Linked DNA regions of Homo sapiens: region 1 is linked to region 2. The links are chromatin loops, found by intact Hi-C in ENCODE. Cell type or tissue: MCF 10A. All regions are shown on one strand. Each heading gives the region's core, and the rest is flanking DNA. Links, peaks and the distances in the headings are about the cores only.

The links. A loop is a pair of places that touch in the nucleus more often than their neighbours do. Peaks named below come from ENCODE experiments on the same cell type or tissue, not always from the same donor. Only the 100,000 strongest peaks of a DNase experiment are listed, where the experiment ranks them.
Region 1: a loop joins it to region 2, with 4 times the contacts of the local background. A loop is called at or near these places in 8 of 110 quality-filtered maps.

What each region holds. Positions count from the first base shown.
Region 1 is chr6:39,161,033-39,171,595 of GRCh38, reverse strand. No RefSeq gene overlaps it. Among named protein-coding and RNA genes, the nearest start is that of SAYSD1, 51 kb to the right of the region's middle. In MCF 10A, for the core only: a CTCF peak has its summit at 4,994 (motif pointing left); a DNase peak (open chromatin) is centred at 5,005.
Region 2 is chr6:39,210,720-39,221,282 of GRCh38, reverse strand. All of the region lies in intron 1 of KCNK5 (potassium two pore domain channel subfamily K member 5), which reads left to right. Among named protein-coding and RNA genes, the nearest start is that of KCNK5, 13 kb to the left of the region's middle. RefSeq lists an enhancer at 7,037-7,206. In MCF 10A, for the core only: no CTCF peak of the experiment used is centred there; DNase peaks (open chromatin) are centred at 3,552 and 5,742.

The DNA of each region.
Region 1 (10,563 bases), core at 964-8,963, 50 kb after region 2:
TTTAGACCATATGAAACAGAAGCTATATGCTGAAGGTGGCCATGCAATAAGGCAGAAGGCACATGGCTTCCCCCACCATTGAGTTGCCATATTGTGGACCATCTACTCAGACGTTTACATGAGAGAGAAATCAAAGTGTTTCTTGTTTAAGTCTCTGTATTTGCAGTCTCTTTTTATAGCAGCCTATTATGTGTCCTAATAAAAATAGCTCCTTGATGAAGCCTTCTGTGACACCCTCCTAGTCTAGACGAAGTAGGTGTCACTTCTTGCACCCCTGACTGGATATTTTTCGGATGAGAAAACAATGACCCAAGGTCACATTTACAGTTAATTTATAATGGAGCTGAGGCTTGAAGCCAGGTTCAAAGCATTGGCCTGAATGAAGGCCAAGGTTCCTTCACTTTCTAATATCCTAAGGTTCTCCGTAACCTACTAATCAAAGGGTATGGCAGGCACAGAGACCTTACTGGAGGCACTCATCTCATCAGATGCAAGGGTCTTCCCCACTCTCTGCTCCCTGGCCACACTGACCTTTCAGTTCTAAAAACCAGCCATACACTGTTTCGCCTCAGGGCCTTTACATGAGCTGTTCCACTGCCTAAAATATGCTTCTCTCCTCTTTTCACCAAGTTGACCTTTTCAAAATGCAACTCAAGCGACACTTCTTCAGGAAAATCTTACCTGTCAGTCCCACTAGACTGAGAGCTCCAAAAGGGCAGAGACCAGGTCTGGCTTTTACTTATTGTTTGATCCCTAATGCCTGGAATGGTGCCACAGCAAACGTGTGAAATGAATGAATGAATCCACCTGAAAGGCCAGGGCTGTAACCCCACCTGGAGCTTGGGAAATAGCTGGGCTGACCTCCTAAGGTGTCTTCCAAACCCAAGAGTACAGTCTACCAGGAGTGATGTTGTAATCCATGACTTACCCAGGGGAAAACTCTCATCCAGGGTCCAGGAAGCTCCTAGAGAGGTGCCTCAGAAACTTTCATATGTATATGAATAACCAGTCTCTGATTCAGTAGGTCTGGGTTGACCCAAGATTCTGCATTTCTAAGATGCTGCTGGTGCATGAACCACACTTGTGGGTAGCATAGCCCTAGAGGGCCCCAGATTCCCTCTAGGAGTCCATCTGTCCACTTCCCTGCTCTGCTCTGTTCTGCCTCTCATCTGTGAAATCTGTCTTTCCAGAAGGAGCTCCCAGTCTCAGCCAGGAAGGCTCTGGGTCTCCCTGTAAAATGGAACGCATGGCTCAGCACGCCACCTTCTTCTTTGCCCCAGAGCCTGGCTCTTTAGTCTGGGGAGGTAGGTCTTTCATCCTATTAGCCTCCCAGGACAGCATCCAAGATCAAGGCCCAATCTGTCCACCCCAGAGGCGCCACACCACAAACCTGGCAACTGTACCCTGGATGCCCTGCCCTTGCTGCCAGCCACCACCTCCTACCCTCTCAAGGCCAATTCTCCGTCTTGGCACTGGTGGCTGCTGTGACACTCTTGGACCGGCGCCACCCCTTTAACTTTGTGTTTTTCCAGGGTTAATTGACTTTAAAACACAAAGGCTATGTGTGTAGGAAGGTTATATCAGAAAAGAGAACATAGACTTGTCCACAGAGTTTCCCTTGTTGTACGGTGGGTGTATGTGTGTGCTGTGTGTCTGTCTGCCCATGGGGTCCTCAGTGTTGACATCTGGGTGTGCCTGTGTGTCTTCCTGGGGCTCTGACTCTAGTGCTCTGAGCTTTGGATTGGGGTGTGTGTGGCATTGGGAGGGGGAAGGCAGGAAGGAAGGGCTAGGGCACCAGCAGCTTCATCCCTGGGCTTCTCCTTTTGCCTTCACTGAATAAACATCTTGTTTGTCCACCAGACAGGCAGCATAGCCCTAGGGCATACACAGCTTCCGCTGCCCCCCAGGGCTCAGGACTGGCCAGACCTGCACAGGAAGTCTGGCTGAACCATAATCCAGGCGTGGGAAATGCCAAGGCAAGAGGCATCATGCCAGGCCCGGACACCCGCCTCCCACCCCCACCCTGTTGATGGGACCAGGCAGCGCCCTTGGCGAATGTACCTTCATCACAGCACAGCCCAGAGCCAAGCCTCCTCACCGCACTACCCCCACCTCCCTTGTGCCGTCTGGAAGCACAATGGGGCCACTTCAGAGCAAAATCTCATCTGTGAAATCCGTCTTTCAAGAAGGAGCTCCCAGTCTCAGCCAGGAAGACTCTGGGGCTCATTGTAAAATGGAACGCATGGCTCAGCACGCCACCTTCTTCTTTGCTAGAGTCACCTGTGACCAGGTGGAGGACAGGGGTCCCAGCAGCCTCACATTCCAAATCCCACCACACAGGGCCGTCTAGCAAAGCCAGGGGAGCTTAGAGAGAGTGAGCTCCACATCACTGGCAGCGTGACTGTCCCTGAGGGATAGGTGATCTTGCCACTTTGAGCCTTAGGAGTTAGAGATGTCAGTGTTTCATCCCTCTGCCTCTGGACCAGACTGCAAGGAAGGGAATCAGTCTTGAGTTTAAAGAGTGCTAGAAAAGTTGATTTCGGAGCTTCTCTACGTCCCTAGATCACTCATGAATTCTTCCTTTCTTCCACCTCTCATTTGAACAGTGTTAATTCTTCTGCTTTCCATGATGTTTATGAATGAATTGGGGTGTCCCTTTTCTTGCAACAGAAAGTGACTAGGGTCATGCAAGTGACAAAAAGGGTAGTTTCCAAATATTATTGGACCAGAACCCATTTAGGGTCCCTCCTGCCCAGGCCCTTGACCCCCCCCTGCACAGAGGCCCAAACAAGAACCATGGGACAGAACCTTGGAGGGTGCTAACTCCTGTTGGCGCCCAGGGCTCTGGGAGTTAAGACAAGCATGTGTGTGAGGGAGGTACGAGGGCGGGGGTATTCTTTACTTCTTGGCCTGGCCTCCCATAGGGAGCTTGGACAGCTGGGTGGTCAGCCTCACTATCCCACATCACCCCATCCCTCGATGTTCTCAGTCACTTTAAGTGCTCCTAGTCCTCAGGATCTGCTTCCTCTGCAGTCTGACCCAGTATCAGAGCTAGAAAGTTACCATGCAGATGAGGATAGGTCAGCAGGTGAGGGCTCTCACTCTCAAACCCTCAGAGGGTGCAACAGGATTCAAAGCCCGTGAGTTCCAGTGAGGCTTGGACCTCACTCTTGGCAGCTCAACCTCAAGGACTTTCCTGACTCACGACACAGTCAGAGAGGTGGGTTTGGTCTTGTGCTTGGAGTTTGAGCTATGCTCTTCGCAGATATTGAGATGTAGTCTTGAGTGCTTTTAAGACTTCTTTCTGAATGTCTGCATATGGTTGTGTGTGTGTAGATGTGTTTGTGTGAATGCACTTACATGAGAGAGAAAAAGGAATAGAGAGGCAGAAAGACAGCGGCAGGGAGGGACAGGAATAGCCCATCCAAGACGCTAGAGGTGGAGTCTCTCTCCACTCCAGACTGCGGCTGCTTCTCCCCTCAGACTGGGGCTACCTGAGGACTGGGCTGTGTCTCCCCTCAGACTGGGGCTCCCTGAGCTCGGGGCTCTGTCTCCCCTCAGACTGGGGCTCCCTGAGAACGAGGCTGTGTCTCCCTCAGACTGGTGCTCCCTGAGGATGCAGCTGTGTCTCCCCTCAGACTGGGGCTCCCTGAGGACGGGGCTGTGTCTCCATCAGACTGGGGCTCCCTGAGAAGCTGGTCCCCTGAGGACTGTTTTGTACTCTGCATATGTGTCTCCCACACGTGTGGGATGAGTTCACTTTCCCTGAGTTTCGGCAGCTTCTGTAGAAACACTCAGGGAACAGCAGTCTGTTTCTGGGCTGGAGTTCAGGGAGGTCTGGCTTGGATCTTCTTAACAGACATGACTCTGGGACTCCCCAAGGTCTGCCCAGACTCTGCCCACTGAGTGCTGCCCCTCCATCCCATTCCCTCACTCTTCCCTTCCCGCTGCTGTGGGGCAGAGAGGGTTGGAGTGTGAGGTCTCTGGACTAAGGCCGTCCCTGCCAAGCAGTCCTTCTTCTTGACTCCTCAGGCTCCAGCACACCAGATTCATGGGCTGAGTGATGGGCCGAGGGGCTTTACCGCGGGGCCTCTGGCATCCCCTCTTCCTGCCCTTCCCCATGTGGCAAGCTCTCTCCCCACTCATCCCTTGCCCTGTGTGGGTCCCTTCTTGCCTGTCATGAGCTCTTGCCTTGAAGGAGGTGTCCAGGAGCCAGGAAAGATGGAAGAGAAGGACCAGGAATAAGAAGAAAAGAAAGATCACAAGGAGGGTGCTGCCTGGGCCCAGCAGCCATACAATTAGGTGATGTGTGCTGGGTTTGTAAATTATCTCTCTTATCATTTTTGCTTTGATGCAGAACAAACAGAACTCCCCATGGCATTTAAGTCTCTCAAAGGCTGGGATCTTTGTTTTGCTCTCTGTTGTCTCCCGAGTGTCTAGATGCCCAGCCCATAGCAGGTGCTTGGTTAATGACTGTGGGACGGGTGACAGAGTCTCAGCCGGTTGTGTGGGCATGGACTTTTGGACTCTTCTTCCAACAGTTCCAAGTCCCTGTCCAGCCCACCTTGCTCCCCACACGTTCCTAGGGGGTTCCCTTAGGGATCTCACAGGCTCTGTGGAACCCACTTTGAGAACACCTGGAGGAGCTGTCCTCTTCAAATTCTAAGCTCCCGAGGAAGGGGAGAGAAGGAGGAGGAAGCATGGAGTGAAGGGGACTCCAGTAATTTCGAGTCGGGGCTGAATGTGGGAGTTTGTGGTGGGAGATGGAGGCTTCTCCAGCAGCAAGCCCCGCCCCAGCTAAGGGAAACCCAGAAGAGACCATTGAGAGTCAAAGTTATGTATTCTGAAGGCTGATGAGCGCTCATTGGAGGAGAGGTGTCTGGGCAGGATGCTGGCAGCTGGGGGCTCTGAGGGTGTCGCAGGGAAGCAGAGCCACCTGCCCGTCTCTGGAGACCTCGAGTCCCTCCCGCCCGTAGATCGTCACATGCAGCGCCACTGCCCCCTTGTGGTCATGCCGCCAGCAAAGCCGAAGCGTCCTGTCCCTGCAGTGGGGATGCTCTAAGTGCCTGGAGGACGAAGACCTCCCCCAAAGCCAGATGCTCTCTGGCTGGGATCAGAACCAGATAACTCAGGGAATCTGCCTCTGGCTTCCCTTTCTCCTTCAGGCCAAGGCTCCCAAAGCAAGAACCATCAGAAACCAAAGCCACGTGGTGCGGTGTGTCCAGCTCCGGCCTGGGAGTATAGAGACCAGGGCGTGAATACTGCTGTCCTCAACATGCTGTGTGACTTGGATAAGTCTGATAACCTCTCTGAGCCTCCATGTTCTTGTTTATAAAATGAGACTCACAGTTCCCATCCCACAGGCCTCAGGAGCTGTTGCGAGGGCTTGTGAGACACCTTTTGCAAAAAGCCCTGGGCAGAGAGGGGTGAGGCTGGAAGGCTTCTGCCAGGAGAAAGCAGCGCTGGGGAGTTTGTGGGAGACAAAGGTGAAGAGGAGAGTGGGAAGAAGGAATTTGCAGTTGAGGGACCCCAGAGACAGGCCCTCAGGATTCATCACCCTTTGCCTTTAAGAAATTCATCTTGTCTGCAAAGCTCCCCAGATCCCAGCAATTCCCCACCAGGAGCTGGGACCATGTCCCTCCTGTCCTCCTCTGTTGAGCCTCATGCTGGCCCCATGGTGCAATACTATAGCCAGACATTAGAGCCCTCAGGTCTGCTGGACAATTGATGCACAGAGACCACCAGGTTTATTCTCCCCCAGCTCTGAGGTAATATAACAAGGATCGCCTTTCCTCTAGTTTTCAACGTGCTCTTCATTTCTGTCTGAGACCTCACTGGAAGCACCTTTAACATTCATATTGCTGCCAGGCACCATGGCTCACATCTGTAATCTCAGCACTTTGGGAGGCCAAGATGGGCTGATCACTCAAGGCCAGGAGTTTGAGACCAGCCTGGCCAACATGGCGAAACTTCATCTCTACTAAAAAAAAAAAAGAAAAAGAAAAAGAAAAATTAGCCAGGCATGGTAGTGGGTGCCTGTAATCCAGCTACTTGGGAGGCTGAGGCACCAGAATCATTTGAACCCAGGAAGTGAAGGTGGCAGTGAGCCGGATCGCACCACTGCACTCCAGCCTGGGCAAGAGTGAGACTGTTTCCACAAAGGTTAAAAAAAAAAGAGAGAGAGAGATATTCATATTTCTAGCAACAATCTCTTTGAGGGTAATCTAGGCTTTTTCTGTCATGCGCCTTCCAATGCTTTCAGCCTCCACCCATTATCCAATTCCAAATCTACCTCTGCATTTTTAAGTATTTGTTATAGCAGCACCCCAGAACCACCTAGAAGCTACTGGAAGAGGCACAGGACAGATTTCTCCCTCAGAGCCCCCGGAAAGAACCAACTCCACGGACCTTGATCTCAGACTTCTGACCTCCAGAACTGTGAGATAGATTTCTGTTGTTCTCAACTACCTAGTTTGTGGTACTGTGTTATGGCAGCAAACATATTAGTTTGCCCTAGCAAACGAATACACACCATTGCATCCTCTTTCAGCTACCTGGCTGTGCTCCTGCCTCCAGAGCAGCCCCTCATCTCCAGCTCTGCCTCCACCCTCTAGTCTTCAGTCTCTTCTGCAGGCCCTCACCACTCCTGTGGCATCCATCTTGAATCTCTGCAATGATCCCAAATCCAATTCTAAGTCACTTCGAGGTCAATCACTGTCCTGACAATAATTGTCCCAGCTCATGTTTCCTGCTCTATCACGTGGCAGGCACAAGGTTAAGTGTTTACTGCCGTTCCCTCATGGAATCCTTGCTTGAGGATTGTCCCATTTTAAAGAAGATGAAACTGAGGTTCAGAGAGGCTAAGTAACTTGCCAAAGCCACATAGCTCATATACGTTGCGTTATGTGAAAATCTATGCTCATAATCAGTGCACTCGCGTGTCTCCTACACACTGTTCTGCCTCTCCCAGAGACATGGTTTCCAACTGCCTTCCACATCACCACCTGGAAAGCCTTAGGTCTCCTCAAGTTCACTGTGTCTAGGACAGCTTGATGATTCCTCCCCTCCACACACACACACCTCACACCAATCCCTTTCTCCACTTCCTGTAATGGCCCTGGAGTCACACGGGCTGGAGACCTGGCTTCCCCTCAGCATTCTTCCAGGGCCTCTCAGAGCTTGGAGGAGGCTGGGACCACTTCTTCTTTTGAGACCCCAGTATATAGATTTTTTAATTTTAAGTTTTTATTGATTGATTGATTTTTTTTTCTTTGAGATGGAGTCATGCTCTGTCACCCAGGCTGGAGTGCAGTGGTGTGATCTCGGCTCATGGCAACCTCTGCCTCCTGGGTTCAAGCAATTCTCCTGCCTCAGCCTCTTGAGTAGCTGAGACTACAGGCGCCTGCCACTACACCTAGATAATTTTTGTATTTTTAGTAAAGACGGGTTTTACTATATTGGTCAGGCTGGTCTCGAACTTCTCACCGCAAGTGATCTGCCCACCTCGGCCTCCCAAAGTGCTGGGATTACCGGCATGAGCCACCGCACTTGGCCTGAATGATTGATTGATTGATTTTTAAAAATTTTAAATACAGTAGTATTCAGTTTTTTGGTGTTTAATTTTTATGAATTTTGACATATGCCTAGATTCTTGTAACCACCACTACAAATAGGCTACAGAACCATGGCAGCACCCTGGGGAGTGCCAAGCCCTGGAAACCACTGATCTGTTTTCTGTCCTGTATTCATTTCCTGTGGCTGAGGTAACAAATTACCACAAATTTAGTGGCTTCGAAAACTGAGATTTATTCTCTCAAAGTTCTGGAGTCCCAAAGTACAACTTCAACATCATGGGGCCACAATCAAGGTGTCGGTAGGGCCACATTTCCAACACTGAAATTTCTAGGGGAGAATCCATTCCTTGCCCCTTCCAGCTTCTGGTGGCTGCCAGCATTCCTTGACTTGTGGGCACACTAGCCTAATCTCCATGGCTAGCATCTCCAAGTCTCTCTCTCAGTTCCCTCTTCCTATCACCAATTCTTCTGTGTCAAATCTCCTGCCTCCGTCTTATAAGGACACTTGTGATTAAGAGACCCATCTCCAGATACTTAATCACACCTGCAAAATTCTTTTTTGCCAGATGTGTTAACATTCACAGACTCCAGTAATACATTTTGGGGCATTACTTAGCCTAGTGCATGTCCCTACCACCTTTTTCAGAAGGCCATATGAATGGAATCACACAGTATGTAATCTTTTGAGACTCAGCATAATGCCTTTGAGATCCATCCAAGTTGTTACATGCATCTGCAGTTTGTCCTTTTTTATTGCTACTTCTATTATTTATTATTTTATTATTATTATTATTATTATTATTATTTTGAGACAGAATCTTGCTCTATCTCCCAGGCTGCAGTGCAGTGGCATGATCTCAGCTCACTGCAACCTTAGCCTCCTGGGTTCAAGCAATTCTCCTGACTCAGCCTCTCGAATAGCTGGGATTACAGGCGTGTGCCACCACACCTGGCTAATTTTTGTATTTTTAGTAGAGACGGGGTTTCACCATGTTGGCCAAGTTGGTCTCTCACTCCTGACCTCAAGTAATCTGCCTGCCTCAGCCTCCCAAAGTGCCGGGATTACAAGCATAAGCCACCATGCCTGGCTGATTTTATTATTTTTTTTTATTGTATGGTTTGTTTATCCATGGTATGGATGTATCACAGTTTATTTGTTCACCAATTGAAGAATATTTGGGTTATTCCCAATTTGGGTGATTATGAATTGTGCTGCTATAAACATTTGTGGACGGATTTTTGTATGAACAAATTTCAGTTCTCTAGAATAAATACCCAGGAGTGGGAATGTGAGGTTGTGTGGTAAGTGTATACATAACTATAAGAAACCGACACACCATTTCCAGAATTGCTGTACTATTTATTATTCCCACCAACAACATAGGAAAGTTGCTCCTACATCCTTGATAGCACTTGGTATTGTCAGGTATTCAAAAAATGTTTAGCCATAGCCATTCTACTAGGTCTGTAAGGATACATCATGGTTATTTTAATTTTGTATTTCCCTAATGACTAAATGATGAGCATGTCTTTATGTGTGTGTTGTCATCTGAATAACTTCTTTGGTGAAATGTTGCTTCAAACTTTTTGTCTATTTTTTTTTTTTTTTTTTTTGAGACGGAGTCTCACTACGTGGCCCAGGCTGGAGTACAGTGGCGCGATCTCAGCTCACTGCACGCTCCACCTCCCAGGTTCACACCATTCTCCTGCCTCAGCCTCCCGAGTAGCTGGGACTACAGGCACCTGCCACTATGCCTGGCTAATTTTTTGTATTTTTAGTAGAGACGAGGTTTCACCATGTTAGCCAGGATGGTCCCGATCTCCTGACCTCATGATCCGCCTGCCTTGGCCTCCCAAAGTGTTGGGATTACAGGTGTGAGCCACTGCGCCCAGCCCTTTTTGTCTATTTTTAAAAATCAGGTTGTGTGTTTCTCATTGAGTTTTGACAGTTCTTTATATATTCTGGATACGAATTCTTTGTCAGACAAATGATTGGCAAATATTTTCTCTCCCATTCTGTGGCTTGAATTTTCACTGTCTTAACAGTGTCCTTAGCAGAGTAAAGTTGTTAATTTTCATGAAGTTAAGTTTATCTTGTTTTCTTTTGTGGATGATATTGGTGTTATATCTGAGAACTCTTTGGCAAACTCAAGGTCACAGAGATTTTTCCTGATGTTTTCTTATGAGAGTTTTATGATTTCACATTTTATATTTAGGACTATGATCCATCTTAGGTTAATTTTTATATAAGTTGGGAGTTATACGTTCATTTTTAAAGTATATGTCTGTCTACTGGTCCCAGCATCTTTGTTTGTTTGTTTGTTTTTTAAGACAGGGTCTTGCTATGTTGCTCAGACTGGTTTCAAACTCCTGGGCTCAATCGATCCTCCCGCCTTGGCCTCCCAAAGTACTAGGATTACAGGCATGAGCCACCATGCCCAGCCTACCATTTGTTGAAAATATACCACTGAATTGTCTTTGCACTTTTGGAAAAAAAATCGATCATATTTATATGAGTCTGTTTCTGGACTCTGCTCCATTGACCTATATGTCTACCCTTTCCCAATACCACATTGTCTTGATTACCATAGTTTATAGCATGTCTTAAAATCAGGTCATGTAAGTCTTGCCATTTTTATTTCCTTTTTTAAAAAATGTTGGCTATTCAAGTTGGGGTTTTTTTGTGTTCTTTTCATATAACTTTTGGAATCAATTTGTCTGTATTTACAGAGAATCTTGTTTGTGTGTGTCTTTGTAATTGTATGTTCAAATTGGAGACAAAAGTTTGCATGTGATACTCTTTTGAATGTGAGTCTTGGCCGCAAAGCCTTTTCATTTCATTCCACACAGGCCCCAGGTCACTCTCTTTGGCCACCCCGTATGCAGCTACCAGGTCCTGTTAATTTATTCTTCCATTCGCTGTCTCATTCAAGTCCACTTCTTGTCATTGTCAAGGGCACTGCACAGTTGCACCTGCTATGATCTCACC
Region 2 (10,563 bases), core at 849-8,848:
TTGGCCACAGGCTGTGGGGGCCACAGGCTGTGGGAGCCACTGATGTGCATCATCTCACTGAATCATGGCAGCCACCCTCTGCAGTAAATTCTGTGATCAGCTCGACCTCACAGTAGAAGCAACAGAATGGACCATAGAGATTGAATAACTTGTCTGAGGCTATGTAGCTAGGAAGTGGAAGGATGAGGTTTTGAACCCAGAGCTCACACTGTGAACTATTCTCTTCTATGTGAGGCTACCTTGAAGGTGGGGCAAAGCAGGGAGCAAAGCATAGAGGCGAGAAAGTGCAGGGCATATGTGGTGTCCTCAGAGTCTTAGGGTGCATGGGGCTAAGAGTTCAGGATACTGAGCTGTGTGACTTCATTGAGCTAGTCATCTCATCTGCAAAATGGGATAATAGTACGGTATGTCCGTCATGCCCATAGGGTCTATGTTAACATGTTAGTGTGTTTGGCACATGTAACAGGTGACTGGCTACGTATTAACTGCTGTTCCTGTACCCAGTTCCTCTGTGTACTCTGTCCCTGACACCACCCTGCAGGACCCATCATGCAGTGAGCTCCTAATCTGGAGATGGGGACAAGGGAACATGATAAAACCCATCAAGTTTCTCCTACTGGAGTCAGTCACCCACTGTTTTCTGTGTCCTGCAAATTAACCACCTAAAACAGTTGATGGTCAACACCTAAAAATAGGGACGGTTTCCTTCTTTCTCTCTTCTAGCAGGGCTCTGCTCAGTCCTGGCTTGTCCCAGGCCTTGGTTAAAAATTTTCTGGAGAATTCCTGCGTCCAGATGGTCTCATGGGTATTCTCCTGGGATGATGGTTACCCAGGGTCTGGGATCAGAGCTGGGCCCTCACTCGAGGCAGACACCACCCACCTCCCCTCTCATCTTTGATTGGCTTTGAAATGTGCATTCTTTTTCCTCTCCTCCATCTAAATATTTGGGTTTCCTGCTGAAATATTTAGGCAGGGCTGTGTACTTCTGGCTGTTGTCACCTCCCGTGCCCCACTGTAATCTGGCTGCAGCTGCTTAGCTGGGCCCCTGCTATGAGCGGGGATGCTTGCCCCCTGAGTCTGGGAGAGAAGCTGTGCAGCTGGTAGCAGGACCCCCTTTGTTCAACGGTGTAGTCTCCAGTCCTGCAGGGCTGCCAGGGGCCTTGTTGGCCACACTGGGTGGGGAGGACACAGCAGAGCCCCCTTCCATTTGTCTGAGTGCTTCTGTGCTTGGGGCTAGGGATGAGGAACCCTCATCTGAACTACTGTGTAGCAGAAAACTGATTCTAACCTGTGTTCTACTTTTACCTGTACTCCGGTTTATGCTGTGTGCCCCTGGCCATATTTTCCCTCTCTGGACTCGTCCATTCATTCAGAAAGGCTTGGAGTGCTAGTTAGGTCCAGCTAGACCATTTGCAACCTTCGTGGGCAGTGGCCATGTCTTCCCAGCCCTGGGCCTGTGTTGCCAGGCCTAGCTCTCAGGATGCTCAGTGAGTGTGTGGATTTCAGTCTTGCTCAGTTTGTTGTGTCCGTCTGTCCAGCACTGTGCTCAGCTCAGGGGGATGCCAAAAGCTGTGTGGCCCTTTTGGTTGGAAGTCTAGTCAGTGCAGCCAAGCCTCTTGCAAGGTCACAGCAGAGTGAATGAAGCCAGGTGCCCCAGGCCCAGACTCTGGTCCTTGGTCTCACAGGCTCTAAGTCATGGAAGGGGTAGGGGTGCCATTATTTTATTTTTATTATTATTATTTTTTGAAACAGAGTCTCACTCTGTTGCCCAGGCTGGAGTGGAACCTGGTTAAGGACAGGTATTCAAGTCACACCTGGGATTTAATACCACCTCTCTGCCTTTACAAATTGTGAGGCCTTGAGCACATTGCATCATCTGAAAATGGAACTAATTATACCCCCCTCGCAAGAGGAAATGCCTGTAAAGCTCACTCAGTGCAGCTTCCAGCTCGAGGCAGCCTTCAAGACCAGCTTATTGTTATCCTCTCCCCTTTGAGGGAGGGACTTTACAGAATAAACTGCTCTCCCTGCCTGAGTCTGTTTATCTCCAGGAGCCCCCTCTTCTTCTTCCCCTATCCCCCATCCCTTGTTCCATCAACTTTTCCCGAATTCCTTTCCCCTGTGAAATAAGGCCCAGGCAGCAGAGGTCAGCAAGAGTACACTGAGCAGGTCTGCCCTTGGTGCTGGAGGGCAGCCGTGGTTTTTGCTTTCAAGGAACTTGAGACAGAGCAAACCATCCAGCTCCTCATTCAGCAGATATTTTACTAAGCACATACTGTGTGTCCAGACCTGTTCAAGGACTGCTGCAAGAGAATCAGCCCTGGTCCCTGCCTCTCTGTGGAAACCAAGAGGGCAAGTTGGACGAGCTGGGGCAGGAGAAAAACATCCCCTTGACCCTTCCTTGTGAAGACTTCTTTAATTTTCAGAGGCTTCTGAGAAGTGCAGTTGGCGGGGAGGCCCACACTGTTTGCAGTGGAGAAGGGCAGTTCCCTAGCTGGGGGCACCTTTGGCATGACTGGAGCCTGCACCACTCCAGGGGGAAGGAGCAGAAGTATTTGCAGGGTGTTGCCAGCAGCACCAGGTACACCACCCAGTCCTCTAAGAGGCTTGCAGCTACACAGACTGTGCTCGTGTGCATCCCAACCTGCCCTTACCATGGGTCTCTGCGGACCCATTCTTCTGAGACCTCCCTTCTATGACTTTTGTGGGCCTGACTCTGGGAGGTCTGGCAGCCAAATGGATGCCATCCCATTCACTAGATGGGGACACCAAGGCCTGGTGAGGATTAGCTGGGGGCAGAACAGTCTCTAGAACCAAGTTCAGATTACTCTAACAACACGGCCTACCCAGATCCAGGCCTTTCTTCTCTGGGTCATTCTCACTTTATTTCTAATCCCTTTTAAAATGGCCCATAGGCTGGGCGTGGTGGCTCATGCTTATAATCCCACCACTTCGGGAGGCCTAGGCGGGTGGATCACAAGGTCAGGAGTTCAAGACCAGCCTGGCCAACACAGTGAAACCCTCTCTCTACTAAAAATACAAAAATTAGCTGGACGTGGTGGTGGGCACCTGTACTCCCAGCTACTCAGGAGGCTGAGGCAGGAGAATCGCTTGAACCTGGGAGGCGGAGGTGGCAGTGAGCCAAAATCGCGCCTCTACACTCCAGCTTGGGTGACAAAGCTAGACTCCATCTCAAAAAAAAAAAAAAAAAAGGCCTGTAAGTCAAAAAAGCTCTTGATGGTATTTTGGGGTGCAGACTCCTTCTACTTACACTAAACTGACCTACCTGATTTCCTAACCTGCCCCAACACACCCGTTCCTGTGATCTTGAGCACCAGCTTCTCCTCCCACTAGTTTTCCAGATAAGAGGCAAAAGTTGAAATTGTGTTGAACCCCAGGCTGGGAAAGGAGGATGTTTTTCTGGGCCAGCCAGGGCCTCAGGCAGAAAGGATCCGATGCCTCCCTGCTCCCCAGGGAGTCTCTCCAGCCCTGGACTTTGCTCCTCCTGCGTCTGCGCCCAAGGAGCTGTTGGCTGGTTTCTCCAGCCTGTCTTGGAGGTTGGCAGGGGGTGGCTCACGCTCTGGGCATTTCTCGTGGCGGCAAATCATAAAATGTGAGGCTGGAGGGAGCTTAGTGGTTATTTAACTGGCCTCCAGCCTCCTGAGTCAAGGCCCAGACCTTTGGAGGTTATGTAACTTGCCCAAGGTTACTCTGCTCACCAGGGGTGGGGGAAGTACAATAAAAGAGCAATTAGAGCTAAGTGGGGGCAATTAGGGAAGGCTTCTTGGAAGCAGTGCCCCAAAGAAGAGATGAGCTGAAAGGGGATTGCCACGTGTCCTAGTAGGGCTCCCATCAGATCACTGCTCCAGCAGTCAAGGATCCTGACAGTGAGATCGTGATCTCAAAACTCAGAAGACCCGCCAGCATCTCCTCCTTTGCCCTTAGACTAAGCCAAAGCCCTGGCTGTGGCCCTGAGTGATTTGGACTCTGCTGCTTGTGTGATCTCGCCTTTCTGGACCCCTGCCGTTGATCCCAGTCAGCCACACTACAGACAGGAAACTCCAGGGGCCAGCTCCTAACAGAGGAGAGGCATTCCACACCCCTGCACACTAATAGCCAGTTTCTTTTTCTTTTCTTTCTTTTTTTTTTTTTTTTTTTTTTTTTGATGGAGTTTTGCTCTTGTTGCCCAGGCTGGAGAGCAATGGCATGATCTCGGCTCACTGCAACCTCCGCCTCCCGGATTCAAGCGATTCTCCCACCTCAGCCTCCGAGTAGCTGGGATTACAGGCATGTGCCACCACACCCAGCTAAGTTTGTATTTTTAGTAGAGACGGGGTTTCTCCATGTTGGTCAGGCGGTTCTCGAACTCTTGACCTCAGGTGATCTGCCCGCCTCAGCCTCCCAAAGTGCTGGGATTAGGGGTGTGAGCCACCACCGCGCCCGGCAGTGAGTTTCAACTTTTACAAAGAACTCAACGTTCGTATCCACTGATGACAGAAAGGACTTTGGGAGGTGGTAGCAAGGATAGTCACACCAGCCCCGCATGACAGCCGTAACGGGAGCTGCCGTGGCCTACATCATGTCGACTTCCCAACAATGATAAGTGACAGGCACTGTGGGGAACCTAATTTTGCAAGGCAACTGAGGCAGAGGGTAAGTAACTTAGTGGAGGTCACATAGCTAGTTAGTGGCCTGAACCCAGGCCCTCTGAGTCCAGAGCCAGAGCTCTGCAGCTGCAGTAGAGGCTGCCGTATCCTAAATTGCTGCCAGTCTTTCGAATCTTGCTAGGCTACAAGCTGCTCCTTGAGACTGGGTTTTCCACACACACCCCATCACTCCCAGCACCCAAGAAGTGCCCCGTGCGCGTGTTAGCTGGCCCCTTTGCTGCCCAGCTCTGCACTGTTCAGTCTTCCAGGTTCTGACACCAAAGTACTGCTGTTTTCTGACCACATTGACCATATATAGTTTTTTTGTTTTTGTTTTGTTTAGTTTTGTTTTGAGATGGAGTCTCACTCTGTCGCCCAGGCTGGGGTGCAGTGGTACGATCTCAGCTCACTGCAACCTCCACCTCCCAGGTTCAAGCGATTCTCCAGTTTCAGCCTCCTGAGTAGCTGGGATTACAGGCATGCACCACCACACCCTGCAAATTTTTTTGTATTTTTAGTAGAGACAGGGTTTCGCCATGTTAGCCAGGCCGGTCTCCAACTCCTGACCTCAGGTGATCTGCCCGCCTTGGCCTCCCAAGGTACTGGGATTACAGGCGTGAGCCACCACGCCCGGCCCCATATATAGTTTTGTTTGACATTTTGGCTATATAAGTGGCTGCCACAGCTCAGAGGTGGGGTTGTTAACTCAATCCCCAGCCCCTCCCCCTACGACTATCCTGACAGCCCTAAGAGGCCCCTGACTTTTGTTTACTGCTTCTAACGCCTGCTGCTTGACAGGTTTGTGGTCAGGGGACCCTGAGACTAAAACCCCCAAGGAGGAATCACGTAAGGGAGATAGAATTGCCTCTTAGCTGTGTTTCTGTCTGACCTGCCAGTCAGCTAAACCCATGCTGTGTCACATCCACTCATTTGGTTTCCCTAGGGTTAACCTCTAGCTGGACTGTGGTCTGCACCTTGGGAGGGTATCGCTTTAGTCTTGCCCACATGGCTTGGAACAGGTTATTCTGTAGCATGCCAAGGACCTCAGGGCGGGGCCCTTTATGGATGTTTATTTTGGCTTGGGTACCCTTTGTGTCTAATGCAAGGTTCCTGCTCCTCTCATGCCCCCAGTGCGGGATGGAGGTAGGCACCTATTCACAGACTCTCTGGAGGAGAAAGACGTCCATCCCCTACCTTCCCTATCACTCCTGTTCAAATAAAATTCTCACCTCCCGGGCAGTGGAATGCATCCTGACAGTGTTAGCTTTGGAAGGGTGCCCTTCTCTTCTCAGCATCCCTGCCCCCTTCAGAGCAGCGAGTGGAAGGGCTGCCTCTCGCCAAGGGGATAAGTGCTGAGTGGGCGAAGTGGGGTGAGCCGAGGCAGTAGTGTCTTGTCAGCACCCCCCGGGTTAGCAGGAAAAGGGAGGGTGTCCTGATTAACAGCTTTTCAACACCTCACCTCCCCCATCTTCCAGACTCTAGCCTCAGCCCTGCAATCCACCCAAATGCATGGCCCAGAGAGTTGGACTCACCCACAGTTGGGAGACTAGAAGACAGCTGAGTCCTGGGCCAGCTCTGCTGACTTGCTGTGTGTTTAGGCCAGGTCACTGCACCTCTCTGAGCTAAGCACTTGTTCAATAAGGCCAATTAAACACTTAGTGCCCGCTGTATGCCCAGTGCTGGATTAAGGGTTGTGGGAATGAAGTACTGGACATCATTTCTGCCTTTGGGGTTGGTGGGAAGGTATCACCATGCAATGCATATTATGAATTGAGTGGGGTTGGGGCATATTGTGAGGGCCTGTGTGCTTCAAGGTAGAAAAGTTCCTGTAGGCTTGGGCTGTTTAGGTGGCTCCCCTGACCCTGGCCTGGGGGTTGCCTCCTTTCTAGCTGCATTGCTCTCTAGGCTCCCCTGCCCCGTGTCAGAGGACATTGCACGGGGACTATTGCCTGGTCTGCACCCTTCTCTGCCCTCCCTCCCTACAAGCCCTCGGTTTTTACCTGATTGGATCCGAAACCTAGCACCAAGCATGAGGGTAATTATTAATGAATGTCCTGAACCATGAAGCCGTGTTTCTCTCTCTCCTTTGTCCTGTCTCCCAACAGCCCCCAAGCCCAGAGGCAGCACCAACAGAGCCCTCCTCTGCCCCTCAGCTGGGCCCACCTCCTGGGAAACAATCTGGAAAACTGTCACTAGCCCCTGCAGTGGGTGTCCTGCCGGGCCAGATTCTCCCCCAAGCCAGCAGATGTGCTGGTGCTGACCATACCCCTCTGCCCGTCATCCATGCAGTGCCCTCCTAGCTGGGGACACTCTGCTCTGTTTGGACAGGTCAGTAGGTTGCCTGGTGAAAGCATGTGTCAGCATCACTCTGGGAGCATGTCTATCTAAACCCAGGGCAGGCTCCCACAGCCGAGGCAGGTACTTTTGGGTCCTGTTCTAGAAGGTTCCTGTCACCACCAACCACACTGGAAATTCAGAGTTCACAGAACTCAGTTTTGGCACAGCCTCTCTTTTTGGAATGCTCTGAGACTGAGAGCTGCTGCATATGGTCAAACCCTCCATCTCCACCTACCCACCGTTGGGGTTATTGTGTACACATCTTTTTTTTTTTGAGACAGAGTCTCACACCATCACCCAGGCTGGAGTGCAGTGGTGCGATCTCGGCTCACTGCAACCTCCACCTCCTGGGTTCACGCAATTCTCCTGCCTCAGTCTCCTGAGTAGCTGGGATTACAGGCCCACACCACCACACCCGGCTAATTTTTTGTGTTTTTAGTAGAAACGGGGTTTCACTATGTTGGCCAGGCTGGTCTGGAAAATGGGGTTTCACTATGTTGACCAGACTGGTCTGGAACTTCTAACCTCATGATCCGCCCACCTCAGCCTCCCAAAATGCTGGGATTATAGGTGTGAGCCACCACACCCAGCCTGTGTACACATCTTAAAATTTTCCCTAGACTCTAAGCTGCCTGAGGCCGGCTTCCCACCCGTGTATACACATTCTTACACCCCTCTTCCCCACTGCTCTGCACACAATTTAATCTGTGCTTATTGAACTGGTGGGCTCTGGCCTGTGGCATGGGAGACCCTTAGACAGGCTGGAATAGGGACCTGGTGCTTCCATTTGGTGTTTCTCAAAGTGGGCCTGAGGCATGAACCAGACTTCAAGTTATACAAAATCAAGATGAGGAGGGTGAGGAAAGCAGGAAGATGCAAGTTAAAGTGTGTGGTTCTCTCCGTTAATATTGCGTCATAGAAACTCAATTTAAAAACAGAAGCCAGGCAGGGCCGAGTTGGGGAGACAGGATTATTGATGACTTTTTCTTTCTCTGCCTCTCACATTTTCTGTAATGTGGTTGTATTGCTTTTATAACAAATAACTCAATTTTTTAAGGGATAAAATACATGCATGTACCATTACCCACTTCCACACTGGTTATTTTTAATGTGTGAGGTATACAAACATCTGGTTTTAGCAGAACATACTCTGAAAACCAGTATCACTTTTGTAATCACTAACAGTGTATAGTTGACCCTTCGTATCTGTGGGCTCCAAAGGACTGACTGTGGGACTTGAGCACTGCAGATCTGGGTATCCACAGGGGGTCTTGGAACCAATCCCCCTCCAAGGATACCAACCTGGATTGGTTCCCGGGGACTGTATTGAACACCTGACTGGGAGATGCTCTGGTCCTAGTTCATTCATGTCTTTCGAGCCTAGTTCGTTCTTGTCTTTTGAGTCTTTAAATTTAGCTAGCAGACTGCTAGCTTCCTTGGCAGCAGTGCTGTGGAATGCTTTGAGGAGAAGGACAAGAGAAACTAGGTGAGCCTTTGGTCTGCAGACCAAGTTGGAGGTAGTATACCAGGACAGAGAGTCACCAAGAAGAGAGTGTGGCAGGGCCAGGGACACCCATCCGGCTGTTTCCAGTGTTGATCCATTTCCCACACAAAGGTGGTGGGGGTGTGGTCTGGGAGGGGAGTCCTGCAGAGGCCCATGGACAAGTGCAGCCTTGGACCCACTGTGCTCTCAGCTCCACCCGGTCCCGTGGGGGCCCAAGACTTGCCCTGTCCTTCAGATGAACGAAAAACACAAGCACAGGCAAGACTTGAAACAGCACAGGACTGTTTGTAATCCAAAGTCAGGAATGTGCTATGGACAGTGGCCCATGGCATGGGTCATCCTGAGGGTCCAGGGGAGGCAGGCTCTGCCAAAGGAGGCTGCAGGTAGGATGTGCTTGATACAGTCTTGGTACTAGTATGGTAGTCACTACCCACATGCCGCTATGCAATTTTACCTTTTTGACTTGATATTACTAATCATTACGCCTGCTTACTTATTTATTTTTTGAGACAGAATCTCTCTCTGTCACCCAGGCTGGAGTGCAGTGGTGCCATCTTGGCACACTGCTACCTCTGCTTCCTGGGTTCAAGCCATTATCCTGCCTCAAGCCTCCTGAGTAGCTGGGATTACAGGCATGCACGACCACACCTGGCTAATTTTTGTATGTTTTGTAGAGACGGGGTTTCACCATGTTGGCTAGGCTGGTCTTGAACTCCTGACTTCCAAGTGATCTGCCTACCTCAGCCTCCCAAAGTGCTGGGATTACAGGCCTGAGCCGCCGTGCCTGGCCTGCCTGCTTAATTTAATTTTTTCTTTTCTTTTTTTCTTTTTGAGACAGAGTTTTGCTCTTGTTGTCCAGGCTGGAATGCAATGGTACGATCTCAGCTCACTGCAACCTCCGTCTCCTGGGTTCAAGAGATTCTCTTGCCTCAACCTCCAGAGTAGCTGGGACTATAGGCATTCACCACCATGCCCAGCTAATTTTTGTATTTTTAGTAGAGACGGGGTTTCACCATGTTGGTCAGGCTGGTCTTGAACTCCTGACCTCATGTGATCTACCCACGTTGGCCTCCCAAAGTGCTGGGATTATAGGCATGAGCCACCGCACCCAGCCTGCCTGCTTAATTTAAAATTAAAACTAATAAAATTCAATTTTAGTTCTCCAGTCACTGGCTACATTTCTAGTGCTCCGTAGCCAGTGGGGACTGCGCAAATACAGAGCATTTCCATCATCGGAGAGTTCTCTTGGGCAGTACTAGAGTATTGGGCCAGAACCCGAGGTTTCTAATGCCACATCTGGCCTCCCTCTGCGCCTCGTCAGCTTTCATTTCTGCTCTGGTCCTATCCACTGGAAAACTTGTAAGCACAGCCGAGGCGAGCGCACCCCCTGGACCAGCTGACAGAAAGCATGTGTTTGTGCAAGCCGTGTGATTGCCTTGCCAGGTCAGTCCTCGTGGACTCAGATTGTTCAGCAGTGGCTCCCTTGGAGGTGGACCAGGCTGTAGAAAGAGAATCCTTTTTCATTGATCTCTGACTTGTTGCTCATAGTCTCCAGATTCCTTCTAATGGCCTGCTCCAGCCCAGCCTCCCCACTCTGCGGGGAAGCACCAAGTATCCCTCAGCTCTTATGGTTCATAATGTACACTGATCAGGTGATTTTACCAGCTAAGCAGGTATTTCTCTTCTTAGGGTGAAAACTATCTTCCCACCACAAATCTAGAAGGAATGGAAGAAGGGGACGGCTAAAATTTTCAGTTTTCCAGGTTTTTTTAGGGCCCATGGTGGGGGTCCCGGGCCAGGAAAGGTGGAGTAGGGGAAGGGGAGGAGGGGCGGGCACTGTTTTTAGGATGGGTGGAACACCTGACTGGGAAATTGCTCTGGTCCTTGTTCATTCATGTCTTTTGAGCCTCAGTTCCCCATCTGTGTTTTGGCTTCTTGCTCTGCTTCATGCTCCATTGCTTGGGCTTGAAGGAGCATGGAGTGAGCCCCTGGGACTGTCCTGGCCTCGCTGTTGGTTTGTTGGCTGCTTTCTCTGCCATCTTCTGCTGTCATGTCCCTCTTTCCCGACTCCTGCCT